Linked DNA regions of Homo sapiens: all the other regions are linked to region 1. A link is a contact called in ENCODE Hi-C or POLR2A ChIA-PET data. All regions are on one chromosome and are shown on one strand. The core of a region is the stretch at or near the end of the contact, and the rest is flanking DNA. Distances in the headings are between cores, read along the strand shown. Region 1 has its middle 11 kb from the start of FCN1. Region 2 overlaps VAV2 (vav guanine nucleotide exchange factor 2). Region 3 holds the start of MRPS2 (mitochondrial ribosomal protein S2).

The links. A loop is a pair of places that touch in the nucleus more often than their neighbours do. ChIA-PET counts read pairs that join two places held with the same protein, here RNA polymerase II (POLR2A). Pooled maps may share reads with other maps.
Region 2: a pooled map shows a loop between it and region 1 (5-fold over the local background). The contact joins two enhancer-like sites. A Hi-C loop is called at or near these places in 1 of 37 single-sample maps with no recorded cell type and 4 of 50 pooled maps. POLR2A ChIA-PET finds 5 or more read pairs at or near these places in 1 of 52 experiments (OCI-LY7).
Region 3: a loop to region 1 is called in a map with no recorded cell type, with 7 times the contacts of the local background. The contact joins the promoter of MRPS2 here to the enhancer-like site in region 1. A Hi-C loop is called at or near these places in 4 of 37 single-sample maps with no recorded cell type and 4 of 50 pooled maps.

The regions. Positions count from the first base shown.
Region 1 is chr9:134,927,730-134,930,892 of GRCh38, forward strand. No RefSeq gene overlaps it. Among named protein-coding and RNA genes, the nearest start is that of FCN1, 11 kb to the left of the region's middle. RefSeq lists enhancers at 783-1,641, 1,642-2,499 and a silencer at 2,980-3,099. Within about 2 kb of position 1,680, at least 5 of the 41 ENCODE cell types and tissues checked have a DNase peak (open chromatin) inside an H3K27ac peak, as active enhancers do; they include OCI-LY7, where a contact is called at or near this core.
Region 2 is chr9:133,953,656-133,956,818 of GRCh38, forward strand. All of the region lies in intron 1 of VAV2 (vav guanine nucleotide exchange factor 2), which reads right to left. Among named protein-coding and RNA genes, the nearest start is that of VAV2, 37 kb to the right of the region's middle. RefSeq lists an enhancer at 547-836. Within about 2 kb of position 1,641, at least 22 of the 41 ENCODE cell types and tissues checked have a DNase peak (open chromatin) inside an H3K27ac peak, as active enhancers do; they include OCI-LY7, where a contact is called at or near this core.
Region 3 is chr9:135,499,284-135,502,446 of GRCh38, forward strand. MRPS2 (mitochondrial ribosomal protein S2) reads left to right here and starts at 1,399. Exons shown (of 4, transcript NM_016034.5): 1 at 1,399-1,470; 2 at 1,715-1,840; 3 at 2,561-2,690. The coding sequence starts at 1,428. PIERCE1 (piercer of microtubule wall 1) reads right to left here and starts at 586. Exons shown (of 3, transcript NM_001048265.2): 1 at 426-586. The coding sequence starts at 568. RefSeq lists silencers at 689-858, 1,129-1,298, 1,509-1,668 and an enhancer at 1,624-2,248.

The DNA of each region.
Region 1 (3,163 bases), core at 430-2,929:
CCTTATTTTATTAGGAATATGTTTGTGCATGTATACCCTTGTACTAAGAAAATATCTTCACTTTATTTCTTCTTTTTCCTTCTACCATGTGACATAAGATTTATTGACTTCATATCAACATTTAAGTGTTGTTAACTTTATATAATATCATTTAGGTTAAGGATTAGTGTGCTTCCAGTTGTACGAAGGACAGCTATATTATGTTAGGTGTAATTATGACTTTATTATTGTCTTTATTTGAAAATTACATATGATACCAGGAGAATGTGTATGGGTTCAAGTTGACAGGGGGTGGACTTGTGATGATTAATACTGAGTGTCAACTTGATTAGATTGAAGGATGCAAAGTATTGTTCCTGGGTGTTTCTGTGACGGAGTTGGTAGAGGAGAGTAACGTTTGAGTCAGTGGACAGGGAGAGGCAGATTCACCCCCAATCTGGATGGACACCATCTAATCAGCTATGAGCGCGGCTAGAATAAAGCAGGCAGAAGAAGATGGAAGGACTAGACTTTCTGAGTCTTCCAGCCTTCATCTTTCTCCTGTGCTCGATGCTTCCTGCCCTCGAACATCAGACTCAAGTTCTTCAGTTTTTGGACTCTTGGACTTACACCAGTGGTTTGCCAGGGGCTCTCAGGCCTTTGGCCACAGACTGAAGGCTGCACTGTCGGCTTCCCTACTTTTGAGGTTTTGGGACTCAGACTGGCTTCCTTGCTCCTCAACTTGCAGATGGCCTATGGTGGGACTTCACTTTGTTATCGCGTAAGTCAATTCTCCTAATCAATTCCCCTTCATATATACATCTATTAGTTCTGTCCCTCTAGGGAACCCTGACTAATACAGGGTCTTTAGGGAGATTCCTGCAATGAGCAATGAAGTCCTTTGCAAGTTTCATCTTCCTGAGCAAGAGTCTCAAGGAACACTAAAGTTCTGCTAATGCAGACCTTGGGGGTAGATGTCCAAGTTATGGCCTCAGCAGGTGAAGCAACATCACCAAAAGCCCAGCGGAGAGCCGTGGAGTCAGGAACCGACTTAGAGTGACACCTAGAGCCAGGTTCTCCTTAAAATGTGCCACCATTGCTGGTGGAGCTTTCCAGGACCCACCGGCCCCAGTGGGCACCTGAGAGCAGCAGCTGTGTCCCCTTCACCCACCCAGAGACCTGGCTCCTCCAGGCACCAGAGCTGCCACAGGGCAGTTGGCTCCCTCCGGAGTGGGGGTTGGAACCAGTGTCGAGCCCAGGCGTATCCCCTGGGCTGGGCTATCCCCGTCCCTCTGTTGGGACACGCCCCCTCATTTTCTGCTTATCGTGTCTGGCTGGTGGTGGGAAGATGGACAGCTCGCCTGGCTGGACCCGGTGGGGCCCTCCACACATTACTCTTTAGGGTCCTGTGAGGAAGCAGAGGGCACCTTTGCTTGGCTGTGAGGACAGACTGTGCCTGCAGCCCTGCCGCTGGGGAGAGGTTCTCTGCCGAGTCAAACCAGAGCCCAGACCCCAGGAAAGGGACCAAGGGCTGCCTGCTCCACCTCTGTTTGGTTATTTCTTATTGGGGGGAAGAGGAATCCAGGACTTTCCTTGAGCAATGCCAGATGCGTCCACACCCATGGGCTTCCTCTCCTCAACCTCAGGACACACGGCCCTGCTTCCTCCTTGTGGCTAACTAGCCCCACTTCTGCCCCTGCTTCCTCCTTGTGGCTGACTAGCCCCATTCCTGCCCTAGGTTCCTCATTCTTTTCTCCAGAGAGGCACGCTCTGTCACCATGTGCCGGCTCCAGGACAGGGGTTTTCGGAAGACCCATGGAATTATTCCATCCCCAACCCCTGGGCAGGGACCCAGCAGCTCACGGAGTTGACCCAGCCTGACCCCTCACTACCTCTTCCTCACCAATATCCCACCTCGTCCAGTCCTCAGGACAGCCCAGGCCACCCCTGCCTCCTGACTCAGGCATCAGGCCCCAGCCTGGGAGCATGAGGTTTATTGAGCACCTGTTATCCCCCTGAGTGGGAGGCCTCCCAGCAGCCCCATGCCTGTGTGAGGAGCAGGGACTGTGGGTCCACACAGACCGGGGCTCTCCCCACCTGGGATGCGGGACCTTGGACCAGCTCCTGGCAGGCCATGCCAATAAGGGCAGGTGAGAGCTGCAGCCCCTTCTGCTGAGAGGGAGAGACAGCCCTGCTGAGAGTTGGGACAGTCATGCCAAGAGCAGGGAGTAGTGGTGCTGAGTTTGGGGGACAGTCATGCTGAGTTGAGGGAGAGTCGTACTGCACAGAGCAGTCTTCTCCCTCCCCTCTCCCCGTGTCCCTAGGTCCAAGCAATGGTTTCTCTTGGCCTTCCTCCCCTTTGCTCCATCTCCCAGACAAATGGCCATAGTCCTCCCAAGGGTTCTTCCAGCAAAGGGAGCCACCTGGATGGAATGCCAGTCCTCCTCGGGTCTCCAGGGAAGAGTGGGTAGATTTGCTTTCCCCACCTCCTGGTAGGTGTGCTTGGGGGGAATGCTGCTGCAGAGAGCAGGGTGCGAGGATGTTCTGGGGCTCTGCAAACACCAGCGGACACCAGAGAAGCCAAAAATCCAACCTCGAAAGGCCTGGGGCCGGGGTAGGCACCATTATCCACCAGTGCCGCGTCCCCACAGACTCCTTTCTCTCCCTCTCCCTTTATCCCACACTCCTTCTCTTTCCCTGCCTCTCCTCCATGCCTAAACAACACTTTCTTGTGTTTAGTGCATAGCTTTTTATTTTAACCATGTTCTTTCAAAATGAATCTGTGTGTGTGTATTTTTAACTTAGGTAAATGGCATCTGTGGCACCTGGCTCTGAACATTACTTCCTCCACCGAATTTGCATCATGCACGTGTGACTTTTACCATCACCCATCCTGGTGCATCTGCATTCAGCCCGACGCTTTCCACAGCCGTGCCACACTCCCCGGGCTGCACCTACTGGGTGACCCAGGTGGCCTGTAAGCCTACCTTCACTCCCAGCGCCAATGCTGCAGTGCCACCCCCGCCCCCAATCGCCGCCTCCCCCCCCTACCCGCCCCCGACGGAACCTGTGTCAGAGTCCTCCTGGCTCACACCAAGGTGGGGACTTCGAGCAGTAAAACTGGACTGTATAGAAAGGCTGTGCTCCAGTGGGGGCCGTGCTGGCTGTTTTTTTTTTTTTTTTT
Region 2 (3,163 bases), core at 391-2,890, 970 kb before region 1:
GCCCAGCTTCAGACACCCTTGAGTGGGGACAGGGGGCTCAGGCACAGGGTGGGGCACCTTTCCGGCAGGGAGATGCAGGTTCAAATCCTGAAGGTCCCCCACACCCACCCTGGGAAACCCAGCTCCCATGACCCCGGCTCCCAGGCCTGCATGTCCAACAGCTGCCTCCCTGTCTCCAAAGAAGGCACCTGGCCCGAGTACCCCAAAACCAAGACCTGTGGGCCTCCATCCCTAGGTGTCCTCCCTCTGCAGAAAAACCCACTGCTTGCCAGAGGCTACAGCCAGCACCTGACAGGCAGCGCCTCCCACCACCCCTTGCACAGGCAGGTGGCTCCACATGTGGGACAACCCACTGCACATGTGTGACATTCTTAAGATCCCAGCACTATACACGCCATGGGATGTAAAACACCCTTCTCAACGTGCAACAAACACGGCCGAAACCGTCACCGAAAGCACTGCGCCTGTCTGCTGCTGGGGAATCACTCCGTGGTTAGCACCCATCATTTCGAGAAGAAAGAGTCAATTGTGATGTTCTGTTACCATCCCAGTCATTTCCAGGGATTTCTGAGAAGCGGCATGTGCCTGGTGTCCCTCTGTCCATCTGCCCATCTGTCCATCCGCCCACCAGCACCTGCTGAGGGCCTGCGGCCCTGCATGCATGGCCCAGGCTGCCAAATCAGTTCTGTCACCATGGGGCGGCAAGGCACAAGGAGGAGCAAGTGCGCGTGAGACGCCCAACAGGAGAGATGCCTGCACTTCAAGGAGCTTTCTCGCCTGGTGCTGGAAAGGACCCAAAGTACTCAGTGCCGCAGCAGCACATCGCAAGTGCGCAGTGAATCTGAGTGAAATCCACGCACGCCTGAAGGCTTCCGGAGAAGGCATCGCAGGTCCAGCCATGGGAGGCTGGGGGGAGCGGGAGCTGTGGCACTGCAGCCAAGCACTTACATGTGCCACACACCTGTGGGGCGGGCGGGGGATGCTGCTGATGCTCGAGCAGGGCAAGGTCTGTGATGTGTGTGTCCTCATGTGTATGCGTGTGGGGTGCCCATGCACATACATGTGGGGGTGCGCAGGTGCTTAGGGGTGTACAGGCGTGCATGTGTTCATGTGTGTGCACATGTATGTGTGCATGCTCATGATGTATGTACCAGTGTATGTATGTGCAGTGTGTGTCTGCATTACGATAAATAAAGCTAAGCAAAAATACATCTGCAGGAGGGCAAGGACCGAGATAAATCATTCTGAACTCCAAACAGGTGGAGGGTAAGATGTAAACAGATTTTTCCTGTTGTTTAAATGTACTTCGTTTTCATTATACTGCTGTTTGCGTGCAATGAATGCAAGTGCACTGAGGTGAGGAAAAAGGAAGGCAGACACTCCTTCCTCCGGCTACCCCACAGACACCCACACCATGAGAAACTAGGGCACCCCTGCAGATGGGAGGCAGCGGTGAGGTCGCCTCCAGGCTCGGCCAAGGGTACAGGAAGGGCAGAACCTGACCAGGCCATTTCCAGCCAGACTCTGCTTCCTGTGGGGAGCTCCTGCCCCTTCAGGTCCTAAACCTTCAATCACCCAGATTCTGGGGACCCCACAGGGAGCAACATAGTCATGCCACCCTCCACAAGCCCAGCCAGGGAGTGTGGCCCCATACCCGATGCCAAGGCGAGGCTCCTGGCTGCGGAAGCTGAGTCGGAAGCACGGTCCCCACACTCCTCCTTACTCCCCGCCCACGCTCCTCCCCACTCCCCACACTCCTCCCCACCCCCCTGCTTCTCCCCACTCTCCCCATACTCCCCACTCCCCCTGCCATGCTGCCCCAACTCTCCCCATGCTCCTCAGTCCCTCCAATGCCCCCCAAGCTCCTCCCCATTCCCCACATGCTCCTCCCCACTCCCCACGGTCCTCCCCACCTCCTTTCTCCCCACTCCCCCCATGATCCTCCCCACACCCCCACTCCTCCCCCCTCCCCACCACGCTCCTCCAACTATCCCCACTCACCCCATGCTGCTCCCCATTCCCCCCAAAGCTCCTCCCCACTCCCCCACACTCCCCCCACGCTGCTTCCCACTCCCCCCACGCTGCTTCCCACTCCCCCCAACGCCCCCCCCACGTTCCTCCCCACCCCCCCACTTGCACTCCACTCCCACTCCTACTCCTCCCCACTCCTCCCCACAGCTCTGGCCTCCCCCAGCCCGAGGGGAGCCCTCTAAACCCTCCAGCTCAGGCTGCTCCGTGAAGCTCAGTTCCTGCCGCTTCCGCTCAGCACAAAGGCACGGCCCCTGCTGGAGGCCCCCGCTCCGGGGAGCTCTCAGACGGGCAGCCAGCACCTCACTGCCCATCTGCTCCTTCCCTGCTTACTCGCAGAGTCAAGACCTGGAGCCCACGGGGCCAGGAGGCACAAAGCACAGCTTCCCAGGTGACGCTGGACAAGTCGCTGACCCTCCTGGAGCCTCAGTTTCCCCAACCCAGTGGCTCTGAATGAATTCCCTGGATTCCTGAGAAGGAGGGAGCTTCCTCACTGGTTCACAGGGAGAGAGGGAGGGAAGGGGGTTCTGACAATTAAAAACAGGTCTGCAAGTCAGGAACTCGATGATCTCCAGAGGTGCCATGATCCCCTCGTCTACCCAGCCTCCCCTGGGCCCTGCAGCCCCTCCCTACCCTGTGACCCTCAGCCCAAGCCCCTGGGGAGGGTCTCTGGTTCTCAGCTGTGGGGTTGGGCCCAGCGGGTCTGGGGGCCTGGTGGGGAAAGGGTGTCTAGGGTACTCTGTCTTTCTACCTTTCTGAGTTGTTTCTTCTTTTGCTTTGTTTTGTTTCGTTTTGTTTTTTTTCCAACGAGTAGACATTACTTTTAGAATTTCTTAAAAAGTTATCTCAGCTTTGGGTTGGGTTAGGGAGGAGGGAGTCCTGGGAATGTATAAAAAGCACGCAGCCAGTTAGTTCCTGAGAAGTCAGAAAATGCGAAGATCAACTGAGAAGCTGTACTTTCTGGAAATTCCAGGCGAACCAGCACCAGGCCCCTCGGCTGGTGGGCAGAGCACCAGGGGGCGAGGGAGCGGGAGGGGGATTCCCTGCTGCCAGGCCAACAGCTGGGCCAGCCAAGGTCAGGAATGCTGCAGCTGCAGCCTCGCCTTCCGCCCCCACCCAGGCGGGAGCCCAGTGG
Region 3 (3,163 bases), core at 149-2,648, 570 kb after region 1:
GTTTGCACCTGCCTACAGGAATTGAGTTTCTTACTACTTCTTAGCCTGCAATGCCCTGTGGCAGCTCAGAGCTGGCTGAGTCTACAGCAAGACAGTGGAGGTGCTGCTGTGCTCACGCCCCGCAGCGGAGTTTCAGGGTAGAGAGGAGAGGAGACTCACCCGACACAAATCAGTGGAGCTGAGACCACAACTGGGCTTTCTCCCCCCACGGCCCTGCCCCCCACTGCCCTTATCCCCACTTCCTTGTATGAGGCTCTAGGGAGCACGGTCGCCGCTCACTGGCGGGCGATGACAGCGCGGGCCCCGGATGACCACTCGATCTTCTTGATTTCTGTAGCTAGGACCTTGGGGGTCTTGCGGGGTCTCTCACACACGGGGCTATCGAGCAGTGGACGCCAGGACCAGGCGGGCCCCAGCTTCCTCACCTGTAGCCCCGGAACCACCCCGGGTTGTTGAACCTGCCCGGCAGGTCCGCGCTCACGCGGTAGTAGTCGCTGGTCCTCTCCGGCGGGGCCGTGGCCTTGGGCGCCACAGGCTCCGCGCACGCTCTGGGGCATTCCTCAGCCATTGTGCCTGGAGGAGAAGCGGGACTCGGCGGCGTCCTGTTGCCAAGCGACGGCCAGGTCACGTGACTGGGGAGCGAGCGGAGGGGCCTTAAAGGCGCCGCGCGTGGGCCGGGTTCCTCTGCGGGTGGGTCCGGAACCTGCCGGGCGACTCCCCAAGGGCCGGGAAGGTCGGGACGGCGAGAGATTCCCTGCTGGGACCGTCGTGTGAGGCAGCCCCAGGCCCCCAGCCACCCGCGGGGGGACCGGGCCACCCCAGCATCAGGGCGTGGACTCCCGGGCGAAAGAAACCCCAGGGCCTGGGACCCCGCCAGCCGGGTGACGGGGTTTAAGCACTGCAGGTCCACTCGGCAGGCAACGATTGGACTTTTGCTGTCCAATGTACTCCAGGGATGCTATGCCCCCCAGCACCCCGAGTCTAAATTGAGACCCGAGATCTGGCTAACTTTATGAAATTCTCCTAAGCCAAATATCGTTTAAATATTACAAACAGTTTTGGAGAGCGAGAGGTTGCGCAGGACGTGGTTCACAGCTCACTTGGCGGGAGGCGAGGGTCCCCATCGCCCAGCGGGCTTCCCCAAGGGTCAGGGGCCTCCCGGGCTGGCCGGTCCCATTAGCAGGGCGGGGCGAGCTGCAGGGCGAGGACCGTGGCTCCACTCCCCGCCCGAGACTCTCAAGCCCAGGACCCCGGGCCCTGACCCCTCGCGTGCCCCGCCCCCGCAGGGAGGTCCCAGCCGCCTGGGGACAGCGCTGTGGCTCCTCCGGGCCTGTAGGCGGCACTGCGGCCCCGCGCGGATGGCGACGGAAGGGGAGGCCGCTCGGCCTGGCCTGGAGGGAGACCTCGCTCTGCCCCGCGTCCCAGCCATGGCGACATCCTCGGCCGCGCTGCCCCGAATACTCGGCGCGGGTGAGCGCGCGCTTGCGGGACCCTGGGGAGGAGCATGCGAGGAGGATGCGGAGGGGCGCGGGGACCCGATGGAGCGGCGGGGACGTGGAGGGGACCCGGGGCGAGCGCGGAGGGGACTCGGGGAGGGCGCGGGGACGCGGAGGGGACCCGTTAGGGACGCGGAGGGGCCCGTTGGGGATGCGGTGGGGAGCGGGCGTGGTGCATTCGGGACTCGGCGCCAGGACCTCTATCTACTTCCCCCCAGGTGCCCGGGCCCCGTCGCGCTGGTTGGGCTTTCTCGGGAAGGCGACCCCCCGGCCTGCTCGGCCGAGCCGCAGGACGCTTGGAAGCGCGACGGCCCTTATGATCCGCGAGTCGGAGGACAGCACCGGTAACACTGGGCGCCCAGCCGAGTTGGGTGGGAACGAGGAGAGGCCGGCAGCCGCGGGGGATGCGAACCCTAGAGGGGCCTGGGCGCTGCACGCGGTCGAAACTGCGCGCTCCGCTGGGCTCCTCCCACTCCCGTGCTCGCCGCCGCTCGGTCCTGCCTGACGTAGCACAGCGGGCTGAGGCCACCGCCTCACCATGGATAGGGTGAGAGGGAGCGGGCGGGCCAGTGGTTAGCACAGGCTTCGCTCCCTAGGGGGGTGTCACTGGACCACCGAGGCCCGGAGCCCCGAGCTCGCCCAGGCGGGCCCAAGTGACCTGGGGGCACTGGGCTTGGAGTCTGCCCACCTTGCTGGACTCCTGATGGGGACTTTCTGGCTGGCCACCTGAGACCACAAGGCGGGGAGGTGCCAGAAAGACCTGAGCAACCCGCTGGGCCCCTCTCTTTTTCTCCTCTGTCTTCCAAGTAAGACCAAGGGACGGGGTTGACCAGGTTCGACCAGGCTTACCCAGGAGCAAGGTCGGGATCAGAACCTGGCTCCAGCCCTCTGTTTCCTGAAAAGGTCCCTGTGCTTCCAGGTCTTTCCTGGGGCTGCTGGGCTCCCGGCTCCCCACCTCGGTGTCACAGAAGGCACTTGGGAGCAGGGGTGGGCGGGAACTGCGCTCTGCCTGTCTCTGCTGCCACCGGTGGGAGACGCAGCGTCGCTCCTCCTCCCTGCCGTAGATTTCAACGACAAGATTTTGAATGAGCCCCTCAAGCACTCTGACTTCTTCAATGTCAAGGAACTGTTTTCCGTGAGAAGCCTCTTCGATGCCCGAGTCCATCTGGGACACAAAGCTGGCTGTCGGCACAGGTAGGTGACACCCCCATCTGAGCCCGGGGCGGTTCCCAGGAGGAACCTGGGACCTGCTCTGGTTCTAGGGCCACTTTTGAACTGGCCTATGTCAGTTTTAGGTGATTACAGCCCCATCCTCCTCCACATGGGAATACAGAGCCCCACAGAGAAGCAGGAGTTTATTCCTCAGCTTGGCGGACGCTCTTGTGTGCCTTGGTGTGGCGCTCACAGCCCTTGATAGGGCAGGCCTGCTGGGGGTTGCAGGACTCCACGGGTTCAGAAATGGAAAGGCTGAGGGCAGAACCTGTAAGGTTGGTCCCCCCGGATCGGGCTGGGCCTTCTGGGCTGCGGGGAGGAGGAATGACTGGTCCTGTATTCTCACATGGTCATTTTGACTGCTGTGGGGGGAGGGGATGGGAGGGGCAGGTGGGAGGCCAGGGAGGAGGTTGGTGTGGGCGTTCAGGGTGAAGGTGGCGGGGCTTAAATCGCAG